Regions from separate parts of the Mus musculus genome. Here region 2 is linked to region 1. A link is a loop called in an ENCODE intact Hi-C map of the cell type or tissue named here. Cell type or tissue: left cerebral cortex. All regions are shown on one strand. Each heading gives the region's core, and the rest is flanking DNA. Links, peaks and the distances in the headings are about the cores only. Region 1 overlaps Klhl32 (kelch-like 32). Region 2 overlaps Klhl32 (kelch-like 32).

What was found. Hi-C counts contacts between places; a loop is a spot of excess contacts. Peaks named below come from ENCODE experiments on the same cell type or tissue, not always from the same donor. Only the 100,000 strongest peaks of a DNase experiment are listed, where the experiment ranks them.
Region 2: it touches region 1 in a loop (2.5-fold over the local background); 4 of 42 quality-filtered maps call a loop at or near these places.

What each region holds. Positions count from the first base shown.
Region 1 is chr4:24,840,345-24,849,096 of GRCm38, reverse strand. All of the region lies in intron 1 of Klhl32 (kelch-like 32), which reads left to right. Among named protein-coding and RNA genes, the nearest start is that of Gm31379, 6.3 kb to the left of the region's middle. In left cerebral cortex, for the core only: no CTCF peak of the experiment used is centred there; DNase peaks (open chromatin) are centred at 2,798 and 3,356; H3K27ac peaks cover 1,080 bases.
Region 2 is chr4:24,791,057-24,799,808 of GRCm38, reverse strand. It overlaps Klhl32 (kelch-like 32), which reads left to right. Exons shown (of 11, transcript NM_001163020.2): 3 at 7,012-7,192. Among named protein-coding and RNA genes, the nearest start is that of Gm31379, 56 kb to the left of the region's middle. In left cerebral cortex, for the core only: a CTCF peak has its summit at 4,752; DNase peaks (open chromatin) are centred at 577, 3,421, 5,698 and 7,097; H3K4me3 peaks cover 282 bases; H3K27ac peaks cover 414 bases.

The DNA of each region.
Region 1 (8,752 bases), core at 184-8,183:
TTAAAAAAGAGAGAGAGAGAGAAAATTTGTGAGGACCACATTAAAAATCTATTTGGGCCATCTGTGCCCTCCTGGTACATGGTCCTTCAGTACTGAGGCTGAGGTCCTATCCGGTTCTGGGATTCAAATTACTACATTTGTCATGAAAGTGACAGACACTTTAAGGACTTTAGTCAATGCTCTGCATAGCACTGGATATTCTGGAACTGTAGTTCTTGAACAGGCTGTCCTCGAACTCATCCACTTGGCTCTGCCTCCTGACTTCTGAACTCAAATGCACACCCAGCTTTCTAAGTCCATTCTTAAGTCAATAGGTCCAGGGTTGTTTTAGGGCAGCCAACGCCACACAGAGAAACTCTTGTGTCAAAAAACCAAAAACTCTTATTGGTGAGAATTTTGTATATGTTGAAACAAAAACATTTATAGTTTGAAATGTCTTAAATTCCTGGCCTGTTCTTTTCTTGATCCAGGACTAAGAGGTATATAAAAAGTCAGCTGTATATGACTGGCCATCTGTATGCACAGGTTCCAGAAACCAATTAAAGATGAAAAGTATTTGGAACAGTGATGGTGTCTGCACTTCACGTATGGGACTTCCTTCCCTTGTCAGCCCTCACTAGTCAAGGCCAGCATAGCAGCTGTTTACGTGTGTTGGGATTGTGCTAGGTGTTAGAACTTTCTAGAGGTATTTAACACGTGCAATGCAAAGACGTGTATAGGCTGTATGCAAAGGCTATGGCCTAAGGGACAAGCGCCCACACACCTTGCATTTGTGAGAGGTCCGAGAACCAGTCTCTGTAATTCTCATTGCAGAAGAATAGAATAGAATCTTCCATTGTAGGTTTTCAAAAGCATACTTTCTATTAAGACATTAAGTAATTAACCCATCACGGGATACTGCAAGATGCCACAGTCCTGAGTCCTCTGGAGATTTCATGTCTTTCCCCAGGACTCAGAACACACATCCCGTTGCTTCCAGAGGCGTTGCTCTGAGCCCCCGCTGTGTACATGCTACTTTGCATCAGTCTCCTGCTGGATGTACAGTGTCCTCATAAAATGCTGCCTTATTGTCATGTTATAGATGAAGAATATGAAACTAGAACAATGAAAGGAAAACTTAAGCCATTAACTTTCCTTTGCTCTTTGCGTTCCCTTTGTCCTTAGTTACCTAGTCGAGGTTATAGAATATACATACTATGCATAATTATAAAATTGAGGCAGTTATGTGTTAAATGTATAGTAGAACTGTACTATCCCAGGCTGGGAATTTGTCCTAGTAATAGAATGTGTAGCACGGTTAAAGCCCTAGGCTTGACCCACAGCATCAGCCCGTCCCTCACACAGAGGATCACATTGAAGCATAGACATGAAGGAACTTTTTGCCAAGAAAAAAAAATCTGACTGTAGGGATTAGTTCAGTCCTACAGGAGAGGCATTAAGACTGTAATTGCTGGCTGGGTTTGGTTATGTAAATGCAGACCTTTTGATCCATTAAAAGGTGAAAGGCTCTGCCAGTTATTCAAGTTGGAAATAGGAACTAGAGGATAGCCCTAGTTAGAGCCAAAGTGCTGAGCTCATTGTAGATGAGGGACTGGGGGAAGCCAGGGGAAGAAACACATGAGCAAGATCCATAAGAGGGAACTGGGATGGAAGGCAAGTTGCTGAAAGAGATCAGGAGAGGCATTGTAGACTTGGAGGACAATCCATGTCTAGTACCCACTTCTGTAAAAGCTCCGACGGCAGGGGACTAGCCAAACAGCATGCTCTTGGTGTTGTCTGTAGATCCAGCACTTTTTTTTTTCTTGTCAAGTATTATGGTAAGTTTGTATTTTTACATAGAATGATAAATACCCTAATTTCATTCATGATATTGTTGCCCAAGAGCATATAGGGCACAAACTGCACGTAATAGCTTTTTTATTTTTTTAAGAGGATACAAAGTTGGGTGAGTGGAGAAGGGGGTGAATCTGGACGGAGTTGGTGGAGGCAGGATGAGTTTGATCAGCATATGGTATAGAATTCCCCATGAACTAAGTAAAAAACGAGAAAAAAAGTATATGCAGGTATTTTATATGAACTTAATGGAAGTGAACAAATAAGCAGATAATTTTTCATAAATGCGATAAGAGATTCTGGTAAATTAGATAATGAAGTCTAATACTTTCTTCTGGGAGTCACGGATTTCGGTATTTTTGCAGATAAAAGTGTGTGTGTGCCTGTTTATGTGTTCATCTGCGGAGGTGTGGGAACGAGATGTGTCTACGTGTTGGTTAGAAGTGTTCTTCTGTCATTCCTCACCCACCACATTAGATCTGTCCCTGACCTTGTAGCTCACTAGGTCAGAAAGGCCAGCTAAGCGATCCTTTATTAGTTGCACCTCCCCAGTGGGATTGTATGAATGTCCTGCTATGACTCTTTTAAAGCCCAGCTGTTCAGGTTCTTGATTCAGGTCCTCACACTTGTGCAAAGCAAGCACACACTTACTGACTGACTGGCTCTTCTCCCAAGTCCTTCAGATCAAGATTGTAATGGTCCGTGTATTTTGAATAAAGGCTCATGTCATCTGTGGGACAAGTAAGGAGAGTTGTGAGCTTCATGTTAGCTTCTTTGTTCCTGTTCTCTGCAAGGATTAGAATAGCTGTGTTCAAATCTAGAAGGAAACCTTTAGTGACCTGCAAATGCCTGTTTTGATTTTAGCAGAGTTATCATGTTTATAATGGAGACCTGAAAGATGAGCGATAGTCTGTGGAAGTTTCACATGGATTAAAGTACTGCATCAGTGACTGGCTACGAGAGCTGCCAACGATGGCGAAGTAAAATAGCAAATGTCATTTAAAGCTAGAGGCTTGCATAAGGGATAGGGACTGGTTTCCAGGCTTTTTGGTGACCATGGAGATAGCTTGAGCATTCTCTTGCCATGCTCTTGGCTTAACATTTCTTCCAGTTTGCAGTTTTCTGAATTTACCCCAGAACATTTTCCTTCTCCTTATTGGGAATTAACAAATGGAATTAATTTCATTTATCTTCTTCCTGGTCTTGGCATTTCTAACTGGGTCCTTTATTCCCAGACCTGCCTTGCAAGAGTGGTTGACCTAAGATTTGGTGCGCAGGAGGAAGCACTGGCCCCATCTCTTATTCTATTCTTAAGCTTAAGCTTCATCTTCATCTTATTCTTAGTTCATCCCTGCCCTGTTTCATAGGCACACTGCAGTGCACTGATGCATTTAATTTCTTGATTTACACATATGGCACTCTAAATTTTGGTGAAGTTTTTTTTTTTTTCCAAAAAATGTAAAATAAAGTAACAGTCTTACAAACTCAGCTTGGAAGCATACTAGCTCCACATATGGGACGGCATCAGGAAATGTACATCTGTCTAAAATAGCTTTTCCGCCGCGAGGTTGAAATCCCCAGCCTGGTAAGACCGTTTTTAAATGAAGAAAGAAAATCTTATGGATTCTCAATGTTCCCCTACACATTTATCTGAGGCAGGATACATTCTGCTTTCCATCTCAGATGAGCCAGGCCCAGTAAAAGAGAAGCAGGACCACCGCCCTCCTCCCCACCCCGACAGAACAACCGACTTGGCGTGCAGGATATTGATGGAATAAGCAGTTCCATCCCAGCTGATTGCTTCTGTGGGAACACATTTGATGCTAATGGCACAGACAATAAGAGCAGTGGAGGAGGCATTCTGCAATTTTTTATGACAAATTCTGATCCCTCATTTAAAATCATCACTTGGAAACTGTATTATTTATTATTTTAGGCTTACTATTGAAAGTGCAAGGAAGACTGGAACAAGCAGGTCATGGTCTTGAAGCCTGGGCTGGATACTAAATCTGGTACTTTTGGGCTCCGAGATTCACAACCAAGTGACATCTCTCCAGCACCTCAGTTTTGCATTTATAATGGGATTTCTGTCACCTACCTTATAGCTCATCCTAATCTTTTTTTTTTTAATAATGGAATATAGGAACGTAGTAATGTACAAAGAACCATGGTTTCTTTTTTTTTTAATTAGGTATTTTCCTCATTTACATTTTCAATGCTATCCCAAAGGTCCCCCATACCCACCCCCCCCCAATCCCCTACCCACCCACTCCCCCTTTTTGGCCCTGGCGTTCCCCTGTACTGGGGCATATAAAGTTTGCAAGTCCAATGGGCCTCTCTTTACAGTGATGGCCGACTAGGCCATCTTTTGATACATATGCAGCTAAAGACAAGAGCTCCTGGGTACTGGTTAGTTCATATTGTTGTTCCACCTATAAGGTTGCAGTTCCCTTTAGCTCCTTGGGTAATTTCTCTAGCTCCTCCATTGGGGGCCGTGTGACCCATCCAATAGCTGACTGTGAGCATCCACTTCTGTGTTTGCTAGGCCCCGGCATAGTCTCACAAGAGAGAGCTATATCTGGGTCCTTTCAGCAAAATCTTGCTAGTGTATGCAATGGTGTCAGCATTTGGAAGCTGATTATGGGATGGATCCCTGCATATGGCAATCACTAGATGGTCCATCCTTTTGTCACAGCTCCAAATTTTGTCTCTGTAACTCCTTCTATGGGTGTTTTGTTCCCATTTCTAAGAAAGGGTAAAGTGTCCACACTTTGGTCTTCGTCATGCGTTTGGCAAGTTATATCTTATATCTTGGGTATCCTAAGTTTCTGGGCTAATATCCACTTATCAGTGAGTACATATTGTGTGAGTTTCTTTGTGAATGTGTTACCTCACTCAGGATGATGCCCTCCAGGTCCATCCATTTGGCTAGGAATTTCATAAATTCATTCTTTTTAATAGCTGAGTAGTACTCCATTGTGTAGATGTACCACATTTTCTGTATCCATTCCTCTGTTGAGGGGCATCTGGGTTCTTTCCAGCTTCTGGCTATTATAAACAAGGCTGCTATGAACATAGTGGAGCATGTGTCCTTCTTTAATTAACATTTTGGGCACTAGGAAGTCTAAAGGCCTGGTACCAAAATCCAGTGAAGCCTTTCCTGCTGCATCCTGTCATGACAGACGTCATCACATGCTGTGGCACAGCAAGCATCTCTTCTTGTATCATTAAAACAAAAAAAATGACTGCTAACGTGATCACGAGGTTCCTTATCTCATAATCTCATTTTATCCTAATTATCTACCAAAGGTACCACCTCAAGGTGCTTTAAGGATTCAGTTCCTAACTGGAAGCATGTGGCAGGGCTGCCCTCAAATTATGAAATCTTCAGTGCAACATCTAACACAGTCCCTGCCACACAACAAAACCCCACAACTTATCAATTCCCTCCCTTCCTCTAACCCTTCCGATTCTTAGTTTCATGCACCTTGTAAGAAATGTCTCATTCTTAGGCGTGAGTGCCATCTTGGAGAGGAAACCCATCACCAGGGTGCTGCTTGAGTGAGCTCTCCCGGTCTCAGGGAAAGGAACATATCCTGGTGTTAATGGCATTGCTCACTCTACATAATGATGTGACTTGCTGAAATTGGTCACTTCAATGTCTGGTCTGTTGTGCAGCCCCTGGAACTTCTTCTTGCCCCACCCTCACCCCACCCCCCCAAACCCTGCACCCCAGGGTGGGGAGAAAAAAGGATGAAAGGTCGATTTCCTTTTCAGTGGGTACCACTAGGGAACTCTACTGCAAGAGCTCTCGATGGGCCCCCATCTGTTATCACCCAGCAATACCTGGCAGGGATAGATCTGGCCTTTCTGCGACTCAGGTTCGGATTGTTTACATTGTTCTAGACAACTAGCAATTTCCTTTCATGATGGAGTATGTAAAGTTTATGAAAAGGTCATAAACTTGCCAGCTCAAAGAAAAGAAGGTCCTCAGGCTTTCTGTCAAGTCTCAGCAACACTCTCCTCCCCTAAGGAACACTTTCTGCTTGGGTCTGACATTTTCTCGGCATCACTTCTTCCTTTTTGTTCCCAGACCTTCAGCTAGGAATCCCTCATCCTTGAAGGGGTAATTTTTTTTTCTTCTGCATTTTACACATCTGTTGGGTCTTATTGACCTAGGAATACAAAGGAGGCTGGCGTGCCTTGACTCTTTCAAGATTACTGCCCAGTTTATGGGTTTGGGGTCAAGCCAGATAGCAGTGGGGTCTGCTAGCAGTCAGCACTTTTGTAGTAGTGACTTTTGTAGTAGTGATTGCTAAGAACCTTCGAAGGAAGTTGCCTTTAGCAGTACATTTTAAGAACCCACAGGCCAAGCCAAGCTCTGTTTTCTTCACTGACTAGACTAAGAGACATGGCCCAGAGGAAAAGGTGTGCTCTGCCTGTATCTAGTGTGCATGTATTCATTTATTTCAGGGTTTTACAAATGTTACAATTTCATTTATACATATTTGGGGAGTTTTTAAGTAACATTAGTTTATACACCTAAAATAAGAAAGTTATAAGAAATTGTTAATGGTAAGAATAATCATTTTGGGCTAGAGATGTTGTTTAGTTGTTAGGATGCTTATCTGGCATACTTGATGCCCTGTGCTCAGTCCCCAGCACTACCTAAATAGTTAGTGGTGTCTGCCTGTCACTCCAGCACTCCAGAGGCTGTGACATTAAAAGTACAAGGTCACCCTTGACTATGTAGTGCGTTTCAGACCATCTGGGATATGTAGACTCTGTTTCAAAGATAAAAGTAAAGGGGCTAGAGAGAGTAAAAGTACTTGTTCTTGCAGAGGACCTGGGCTTGATTCACAGCACCTACAGAGCAGGTCACAGCTGTCTGCAGCCCTAGCTTCAGGGGATCTCATACCCTCTTCTGGCCTCTGAGGGCACCGGACATGCAACTGATGCACATGTGTCCATGTAGACAAAACACTCATACACATAAAATAAATAAGTTTTTAAAATGAAATAAATAACCTGTGGCACATAAACTTCTTTATGGGTTCTTTGCAAATATAGATTTTGTTGTTGTTTTTGAGACCAGGGTCTCATTTTGTAGCCCTGGCTGACCTGAAACTCACTAAGTAGACCAGGCTGATCCAGAACTCATAGAGATTTGCTTGCCTATACCTCCCTAGTGCTGGAGTTAAAAGTGTATACAACAATGTCTGATAAACAAAACAAACAAGAAAAAAACCATGCTTTATACAATTATGTAGGATATGCTAATTACAGTGGGGGTGAGGATTGTGGTTAAGGTTGAAGCCAAGAAGATAGGAGTGTGGGTCTTCTGTTAATGTCAAATACACACACTACTAGACTTATAAAATGTACTAACAAGAAACCAGCCGAGTGGAAATGTGGAAAGGGTGCATTTCTTTTCAGCTCTTCTCTAGGAGAGAGAAGATTGTTTTGGAAATTAAGGTTTAAAATTGAGGTAATGATCTGATTTGAAGAGATGAATTTTGCTAGAGTTTCTCTTTGAATTGCTTCCTCATTTATGGTGTTTGGTACTGTATGAAAATGCTGCTCTCAGGGCAGGCTGTGATATGGATGCAAACCCTTTAGCCTGCTACACTAGCCTACTCTCTAGTCTTTCCTAGTGTCCTGTCCTTGAACTGACATGCCCGATTGTTTCTCTTCTCTTCTCTTCTCTTCTCTTCTCTTCTCTTCTCTTCTCTTCTCTTCTCTTCTCTTCTCTTCTCTTCTCTTCTCTTCTTTCTTTTATTTTTAATTTTTACTTTATTTTGTAATTTCAAAGCCTAAGTAATTTTGGGCTTCTCATCTATGAAAACATTACTTACCTACAGTCTGGTTTTATTTGGGCATGGCTTATTGGCTTTGGCTTTAAGTGAGAGCACTTTCTCATTTCTGGAGGGTATTTACTGTCAGCTACAGATGGGGTTTCTTAATAGATGAAATGCCATCTGAGAAACTCACAACACAGCGTGAGCCTTTTAAAAATACAGCATTTAACTTGGCTTTTTACTAAAATTCTAGTGTGTGAGTCTTAGTATCATGTTGCTACTTTATGACAAATTCTCTTTGTCTGCCCTCATAATCCTTCTCAGAGCTGTCAGGTCCCAGGTCCCTACTCTGCTTCATGTTATGCTGAAGTTGTCAATGCTGGCCAGTTTGCAGGTCATTTGTTGCTGGGCTGCCAAGGTTTCCAGAGGGCAAGACCACAGTTAATGAGGCATTTACCTTAAGGCTTTCCCATCTATGATTGCTTGGGTTCCTGGGCAGAGTCCACAACCCCCTACAGGCCATGTTTTTTTTTGGTTTTTTTGTTTTTTTGTTTTTTTTGCGGGAAGCTGAGGAAGCCTGGGGTGGGCCTAGTTGGAATAACCCTCTGCTGCTTCCTCTCTGTTTGGATAATGAAAAGTCATGCTGTTTTCCCATTATTTCTTGTAGGGATCAACTTATATATACCCTTTACGTTAAAATAAATAATTATGTTAATATAAAATACAAAGTAAATACTCTGTTAGCTTCTGACTGGTCATTGCTTTGGAGAATAGTAAATTTACCAGTGTTCTAGAGAGAGATCCAGTGTGGCGTTTAAGATCAAGCTGACCTTCAGAGTGAGTCAGAGCTGCATTAAATCAAGGTCCCCGGATCTTCTCTATATAATTTATAAATACTCTATGGATGCTATATTAGAATCTGTATTGGTATAGAATTGTTTGTGTATTCAAAACAGTTCAAGTGGTTCTACAAGGAGGTATAACTTGGGAGCCAGGGTTGGACATGGCAACTTGCGCCACAGTCAGCTTCTGTTTTCTATTGCTTGGGAATTTCATACGTGCATATGATGTGTTTTGAAGGAGTCTACCCTTGATTCCTCCCCTCCTGCCTCCCCCCCAGC
Region 2 (8,752 bases), core at 336-8,335, 49 kb after region 1:
CTGAGGAAGCAGTCCAAAGGTCTCTAGAAGAAATAAGAAGAGAGGTAATAGAACTGAGGAATAGCTGTAGAGTGTGAGGAATTAGATATTTCTATTAAATAGAGCTGTCTGCAGCTATTAGAGATGGCTAGTTCCAAAATCAGTTCAGAGTCGGTGGCATTGCCAGAGCAGGTCTAGCACTGCTTTATGCCTCTTGTGAGTTTGTTGCAGTCAGCAATTCTCAGTGGAGAATTAGGGAATGGTGTTCAAGGGCCAGCAGTATTTCTTATCATCAGGGATCGGTTGATTTTAGCTACATATTGTGCTAAACATCTTACAGTGTTTAAGACTGGTCCTCAGAGCAAGGTTTCTTAAGGTGGTTTAACCTGTCTCAGAATGCAGTTAATTCCAAGGCCGAGAAGCCCTATGCTAGATCTGGTACCCTGCCAAAATGATACACGTGGACTATGGTATTTATATGGTACGACGTCAGACAGTTTGTTCCTTGGTACCAGAATCTGTGTGTTCTCCAAGTGATTTCTTACCCTAAGCCTGCAATTTATGGTAATCAGCTCCCATCCTTCTGCCCTGTCTTCCACTGTGGAGTCATCTCCTTCCCTGCTCCCGCCCACAGCCCTGGCCCCCCTCCTCTCGGGCTTCCATTATGCCTTTTGGAACTGTTGCAACAAGACCATGAATGCTGTTGTGTCTTCCTCCTCAGCACAGACCTTTTATGGAAGAGCTGCCCAGATTCCAGGCCCTGGGATCCTCAGCCTGCTTTTCTCCAGAGAACGTTTTCTTCCAGCCAGCCACATTAGACCGCAGCCATAGCATGGATCTTGTTATCCCCACTAGTCACTTCATGTCTGAGATTCCTCCTGCTGTGGATTCATTTCCCAGCTTGCAGGTTTACCTTTTTCACTAGGGCTGTTATTTGCCTTCGTGACTGTATCTCCATAGATGCTATTGAGTTCTTTTTATGTTGACCAGCTATTGCTGCTAGCCATGGGACCTGGCCTTAGGAGTGGTTTGTATCCCCAGTGACATTCTGTTGGGGAAAACTAAGTTGTCATTAATGGCAATTATCAACTTGAGGTAGTTTCTGGATCAGGGGTGAGCACTTTTGTCCACTTCTCGTCTTACCACTGGGCCCTCACCTAGCACAGATAAGTGCAGACTCTATGCATGCTGCCGTGATCTCTGTGAGTTCAGATGTTCCTTGGTTCTGCTGGATTGGGTGTCTAGAAAGCCTTACTTCCTTGATATCCCTGCATGCTCTCTGGCTCTTACAATCTTTCCATCTCCTCTTCGGTGGGCTTTCCTGAGATCTGAGAGGAGGGGTTTGATGGAGGCAAATCATTTAGGACCAAGTGGTGCCTGGCTTTACGCACATTGTCTGGCTGTGAATCTCTGTATTAGTTTCCGTCTGCTGCAGCAGGAGGAGGCTCCTTTGATGATAGCTGGCTGGTCTGTGAGTTAGCAGAATGGTTGTTAGGAGTCATTTTATTGCTGTGTTCTCTTCTTAACAGGCTTAAATTCTGAAACTTTTGCCCAACCTTTAATTTTTTTCCATTTCAGTTGTTTTTGTGGCATTTGCCTGTGAGAATTTTCATTCAGATGAACTGAATAATCTATGCTGTCCAGTGCAGATCAGTTCATAAAAGTCTTTACATCAAACAAGCCCCCAGATGCCCAGAGTCTTACAGCTGTTTCTGGGGTTCCTATTTCCTGCCCCTTAAGAAGCAAAGCAAGCCATGACTTGCTTCTGTGCTTTCGGGGCCTTTTCCATGCAAGCAGCTTTTACTGTGCTCTTGGGACAGCTGGGCTCTGTCGGTTTCTCTCTGAGAAACCTGAGTTCTGTTTCTCTCCTTAGCCGAGGCTGAGTTTTGAGCTTCAGACCCATGAATCAAGCTGTGCTTTTGACATCTGCCCCTAGAAAGAAAAGTCTTTAAGACAACTCAAATTTAACATATCCCAAAATGAGTTTATTATTTTCTTCTTTTCCAGTTGCCCTACTGTTGGGACATCAAGTTTTATAAACCTGAAATAGGAGCATCTCCATGAGACGCCCCCCTTCCCATCCATATCTATATCTAACCTGTCACCGAGACTCCTAACTTTTCCCCATGAGTAGCTTTCAAATCTGTTCACCTCTCTGAAGCATTGTCCTGATGTTTCAGGGCAGGGCTCAGAGAGGCCTCAGCTACTGCCGTGGTCCCAAGCTGCCCCAGTCTGGCCCAGTCTCCCTAAGTGCTCTTGGGACTGCAATCCAGTTGAGCTTTTCTGAGACTTGCCATGGCTCTTGGTTGCCCTGGCCCACACATCCTACGTGAGTCATCACCTCAGCTGCGGTTACTCAGTTCCTTTGTACCCCCAGTTTCAGCCACTGATTTCTGTAGAAGAGTGTGTCAGTCTGTCTGTGCTCCTTGCTGACACAGGCCAAAGCTTGCCGTCCTCTTTTCCTGCGTACATCTTCTCTTCTTTGTCTCAGGGTGGTAACTCATCCATCTGCACCTTAGCTAGTTCTCCTTTGGGAAGCTGAGAGTACTTACTTGGTGTGCCACTGTCCTGATACACTGAATATGCTGTGATGGCCGTTACCACACTTTATTTATTCAGTATTTTATTTCCAGCATCTAGAATATCAAGGCAGAATAAATGTTTCTTATATGTAGGAATTAGGGAAGGGATATAAAAAGCTGTTGGTGTATAAGTAAACTTCTTTCTCCGTAGTCTTAATATTTCTTACTTGTGCAAAATGTCTTAATCTAAGCTTGTTATTATAGCTATGTTTATTTTTAGCATCCACTTTATAGAGTTTATAAAATATTATATAAAAATAAAATTAATCCCATTACCAAATCTGTTAAAAGCCTGCCCACATAAATAAGTAGCATTCTTTTACTATTAATGTATAAAAATATCTTTACCCTGTTGAGTGGTAGGTAAACATTAAAAGAGAAATCTACAGAACTTTTACATTTGAAATGTAAAGTAGAAAAGTATAGAGTTGTATTAGAATTTACATCTTAAGAACTTTCTGACTTCAGTTAAGTGAATAAATGAAAATAAGAGCTGTTGGGATTTCTGGGATTGAAGAGTTAACTCTATGCACTCAAAGTAGCCATTTGTGCTAAAGCAGACATTCAGGATGAGCAGGAGGCCACTGTCAGAAGCGTGCTCTGCATTTGATTTACTCGTTTTTCATGATTGGTTCCAGAATGAAAGTTACTGGCTCAAAGTCATGATTAGTCCTATTCCCTGGGACCTCATGAATGAATCTCCCCATTATTGGATGCTGGTATGTGACCAGTCTGGGGCTAACTCCCTGGCATTACTAATGTCCATCAGCTGCTGAGGGAATCTGGGATTCCTACTGTGATCCAGAGTCCTGGGTAGGCCAGTCCTGTGAGATGCAGAAATGGTGCTCTCGGACAGTGGCAGCTTGCCTGGAGTAACCTGGCAGGGTGCCTGTGAGCTGGTGGACTTGGAAATGGAGTCATGACAGGAAGCATGTCTAGTTTAAAGTAGATACATTTAAAATAAGGACTGAAGAGACAGCTCTGATTAATCTCTGTGATGTATTTCATATAAATCAGTGTGTCCCAAGTCACAGCCTAAGCTTTATGTCTTAAGTATAAGAGTATTAATGAGATATATTGAGTCCTTTTTTCATATCATTTTTGACAGCACACCTTAACTTGCACTAGCCTACTGAGAGAGTTCAGCAGCCCCAGGTTGCTAGTGACACCTGTTTTAGTAATGCAGATCTTGGGCTCCCACAGAAGACAGTACTAACTGTGGATTTTGAGCCATACCATTTTTTCATGGAAGAATTTTCCCAGTTTTAAGCATCTTCTCAAATCTGAATTTCCCCTGAAAAATGTGGAGCCATTCTCAGGTCTTTCCCCAGCTATGGGGAAAGTTTTTGATGCAGTTTTTCCTTTGTTTGTTTGATTCCCAGTAGTGAAAAGACATTGCTCTGACCTAGGAGGTGAATATGCTGGTTTGCCATTTCTTCTCAGGGCAGAGGGAGCTAGTGACAAGTGTCCGTCTGCTCCCACCTTAATGTCTGCTTGATACACCGTAGCCTTCGGTTTCTGTTCTCAGTCTGCGATCATTAGCCAGGTGAAGTGAGCCTCACCTCTTCTCGCTGTCCTGTGCACAGGTGTGCTGTCAGGTTTGCAGAGGTGAGGGCTTTTGCAGCTTTGTAGCTGAGAGGTAAGTGGGAGACTGCTTTGCGAATACAAGGATGATGTGTTGAGACTTGTTGATTACTGGGCCTTTGAATTCTTGCCAAATGCCAGAGTATTTATTTTTGCTTTTTAAGAACTCATAACATATTGGTTCTAAAATATTTAGGCTCTTCTGCCAAGTGTTGTCTTAAATACCAGCTTATGGTGTTCTTTAAGGGTGACTCTTCCAAGCTGAGCTCTTAAGTCTGGGAAGGCAGGGAGCATCACTATTGTTCCAGAGCGCAGCCCTTCAGTCTTTGCCAAGCTGCAGTTCACAGTTGCTCTTTTCCCGCCAGGAGTTACTCACTTCCAACAGATATCTCAGTGCAAACACTGGCTCAGGCTTAATAGTGATGTGGATTATGCACTAGATTTGGAAATAGGAAAAGAATTTAAAGCAAGTGTTTTTTTAATTTTTAAATTTTTTAAAAAGATTTATTTATTATGTATAAAATGTTCTGCCTGCATGTATGCCTACACACCAGAAGAGGGCATCAGACCTCATTATGGACGGTTGTGAGCCACCATGTGGTTGCTGGGAATTGAACTCAGGACCTTTGGAAACGCAACCTGTGCTCTTAAACCCTGAGCCATCTCTCCAGCTAAAGCAAGTATTTTAATGTTCTCTTAGTCTACTACAAATGAAATTTCAAAATTCATTTACGGTGACATAAAAGAGGAGAAAAGATAGTTTCTAAAGTTATAATACTAAAACTCATTTTCTGTTTCAAAATGTTAGTCCTAGTACATAAGAAAACAGCTTTGAAGCATGATTGCATAATTTTGTGATTATTGCATGCAAAATGTGCTTTCATATATTACTCAAAAGGGTTGATTTCAAGTCTACTTATGTATGATATAAATATAAACTCAACAGGAGCTTTTGAACCTTTTGTCACCTTGGGCATAAGTTTTGCAGACCTTTCTTACAGATAACTTTTCTATTAAAGCAGGAAAAAAGAGTTATACCATTTTGTTCTTAACATTGTTTTTTTTTTCTTTTTTTTAATTCATGATCAAGAATTTTGGTAATCTTATCTGTAAAACATAGGTGCCAGTGGTACCTTCTTTTAGGGTTACTAGGAAGACTAAATTGTTAATTAATAATTATATATCATGTAGGATAATTGGCTAAAAACTGTAAGCAATGTAATTGCTAACTATGAAAATGTCATCACTTTAGAAAAGCTTTTTCAGGCTATCCTAGCGTTCCCCCTTGCTGATAAGGAATTCTTGTGTCTTTTCCTTAATGATACTAATTAATCTGCATTCTAGGTGTTACATAGAAAATTGTATAAAGAACTATTTATGCTTCCGAAAGTGACTTTCAGTTACTGGTTTTGAAAGCCTGCCTACCACGGGAGCCACAGATGAATATTCAATGGCTGTGAGCCTTTCAGACTCTGCTGAAAATAATCCTTCCACCTTCCCACAAGAACTTCCTGTAGCCTCACTTTCTCTGGAGTTATTTTCTTTCCATAGTTTGGTCTTTGGTGCTTCCCAGCATGAAATGTTTGATAAAGCCTGCTGAGTGCACCGGCTTTTCCCAGGAAGAATTAGGCTAATTGTAAGGTAGAGATTTGTATTTAACTCTAATTCACCAGCCAGTTGGCAGAAGTAAGGCAGAGCCCTGTCAAATAAAGCAACAGTGTGGCTAAGACTTTGTCTCCTCTGAATAGCACTTTTTCACACTGGCACTGAGCAGAGCACAGAAATGTCAGGTAGGGAGCGGGCATGCTCAGGCATCCTTAGATATTCTTACTCAGATTTCAAAGGAGTTCACTGTTCGGACACAGGGCGAGACACCCTTGTCATCCTCTGGTTGCAATTTAGTAATGACGTAGCTCACTAGTCAGAGCCCAGGACTTGTAAGGTTTTGGAGTAATGTAGAGAGATTTTTGATGATCTAAGCTAGAATTGTCCATAGACATGTATAAATTCAGTTTGTGTTGTGAGTTCATGGCATCATTTCTGTCTCATTTTAGAAAATCTTTGAAGGTCAGGTAGGACTTTTGAAAGGACACAGGATAAATAGGTTCGGATGGGGGAAGAAAATGAAGTGGTAAAGCTTCATCATAGGAGTTTAGCAATCTCACAAAGCAAAAAGAAAAATAGTCTACTCATATATCCAGTACAGTGGTTACTTAGACATTGGAAATGGATATTTGACTTTTAACTTTTAATAGTCTTTTTCATTTACAAGGACACCTTGCCCACCACAGAGATAGGTCTCGTGTAGCTCAGGTTGACCTCTACTATGTAGCCAAGTTTGGTGTTGAAATTTTCTGCTTCCCAACTACTTGAATGCTGAGATTGCAGCTCTATGCCACTGTGCCCCATTTATTCCAAATGAATGTCTTCTGACATTTGTTGTGAAGTGGGTGGTTTCCCAAGTTCTGACTGATGCTGTGTTTGATGCCACACGTGGGAATGTATGCTCACCTAAACACATAAAGCAAGGTTTGCACACACACACTGAAGAAATAGGAACTCAGAAACAGGCTCATAGGTTCACAGACACATGTAGACTTTCACAAAGTTAAACCTTAGCAAAATCAAAACCAAAATAAAAAACCCCAGGGAGCTACCAAGAGAAAAAGTCCCAGGATAGGGCAGAGGAACAAATTAGAGTAAAGGAAAACAAAGAAACAAAAAACAGAGAGGGCAAAATTGAGAACAGGAAGGTCAGACTCACAGGGCACTAGAAGTAGCCTCCCCAAAGCCCAACGGGTGAGAGAGCCCCAGGAAGCTGAGCCGGTGAAAGGCATAAACAGGGCTTCATTACTCTCCTTTGTAGTATTCAAGAAATGCTGACGGGCCAGAGGCTGTGCCACTCGGAAACTCACAATGACACGGTCCTGGCGGCGCTGAATCAGCAAAGAAGTGATGGCATTCTCTGCGACGTGACCCTGATCGCCGAGGAACAGAAATTCCACGCTCACAAGGCGGTCCTAGCAGCCTGCAGTGACTACTTCCGGGTAAGTGAAGGTGGATGTGTTTGTCTTAGGATGTCAGTGCACAGAGGACAGCCTGATCTTTCCTAGGCCGTGAGCCAACTACATGGCGGAAGGCAGATTTGTAAGTGTTGAGAACCTGTGTACCTTCCTGGACAGAACTGAGTCCAGGACCCTGGTGGGACATTCACTGGACTGGGCTGGGTGGCTGCAATGAGAAGCAGACCGTTGCATCTGACTAATACATTTAACAAGCACTGAATGGTGTGGCAGTGACATGCATGGCATATGAAGATATGGTTCTTTTTTCCTAGAACTTGAAATTTGATTTCCAGCTGTGAGTGATGTGTGCTGATATAACCAGGGTGGATGAGGTCTTTTATATTTATATTTCATTTAATTATCATGCAAACACCTTGTACAAATGAATGCATGTGCTATTAAAGGCTGCCATTTTTTACATATAAGGAAACAAAATCTTAGAGAGTAAATACTTAGGATTCAGAAAGTAACTAAATAATAAACACAGTTCTTAACTTGCATATCTGGCATTTGACATTTGTTTGTTAATTTTAGAAACTTATTATTTGGGGGCTGAGGAGATGTCCAAGTGGTTAAAGTGCAGCCATACAAGTGTGGGTGGGTACTGGGTGGAGCTCAGATGGAGTAAAGGGAAAGTAAAGTGGAAGAGAAATTGAAGAAGATTCCTGGCCTCAACTTCAGATCCCCATATTATGTGCCCATATTCATGCAGACATAGAAACATACAGCCCACACAGAGGTGGAATAAGAACATTATTATTGTATGTGTGCATGTGTGCATGTGCGTATATATGATGCAGGCATGATGTGTGTGGGTGCACATACCAAGGTATTCATGTGAAAGCCAGAAGACAACTTTGTTGATTCTTTCCTTCCATCTACCTTTACATGGGGTCTGGAGATCAAATCCGGCTGCCAAACTTGTACAGCAAGGTCCTTTACCTGTTGAGCCATTTTGTTGTCTCCTCTGCCCCCGTCCTCCTCCCTCTCCTCGTCCTCTTCCTCCCTTGTTGTCCATGTATTCTAAAGCAAGTTCTTTTAAATGTATCATCTATTTTCACCATCTGTCTCTCCCTCCTGTTATTTCCCCTCAATTCTCATTTACTCCTCCTAATCGCTCCCTTCTCCCCAACCCCCATCTCTTACTGTGTTGTCAACTGGGCAGACTCTGGAATCTCCTGGGAGATAGGTCTTTGGATATGCTGGTGGGGGAAAAAAAAAACTACCTTAATTGGGGCAAGGGCTGCTTCCTAGGTGGGGACCCTGTATTAGATGGAGACAGCAAACCGAGCCCTAGAGTGGAATGCACACCTCTCTCCTTTGGACAGTGGCCAGCTGCCTCCAGTTCCTGCTGCCTTGACCATGGGTACCTTGAACTGTGAGCTAAAATAAACCTCTTTCCCTTCAGTTTCTCTCCTTAGAGTATTTTATCAGAACAATAGGAAAAAAGCTGACTCCTCTGTTCTCGTCCACCGATTTGCAGGTTTGTTTTTGTAGTAGTGCCATAGTATTTTGGCACTGGTTTTTCAGTATAACAATAGT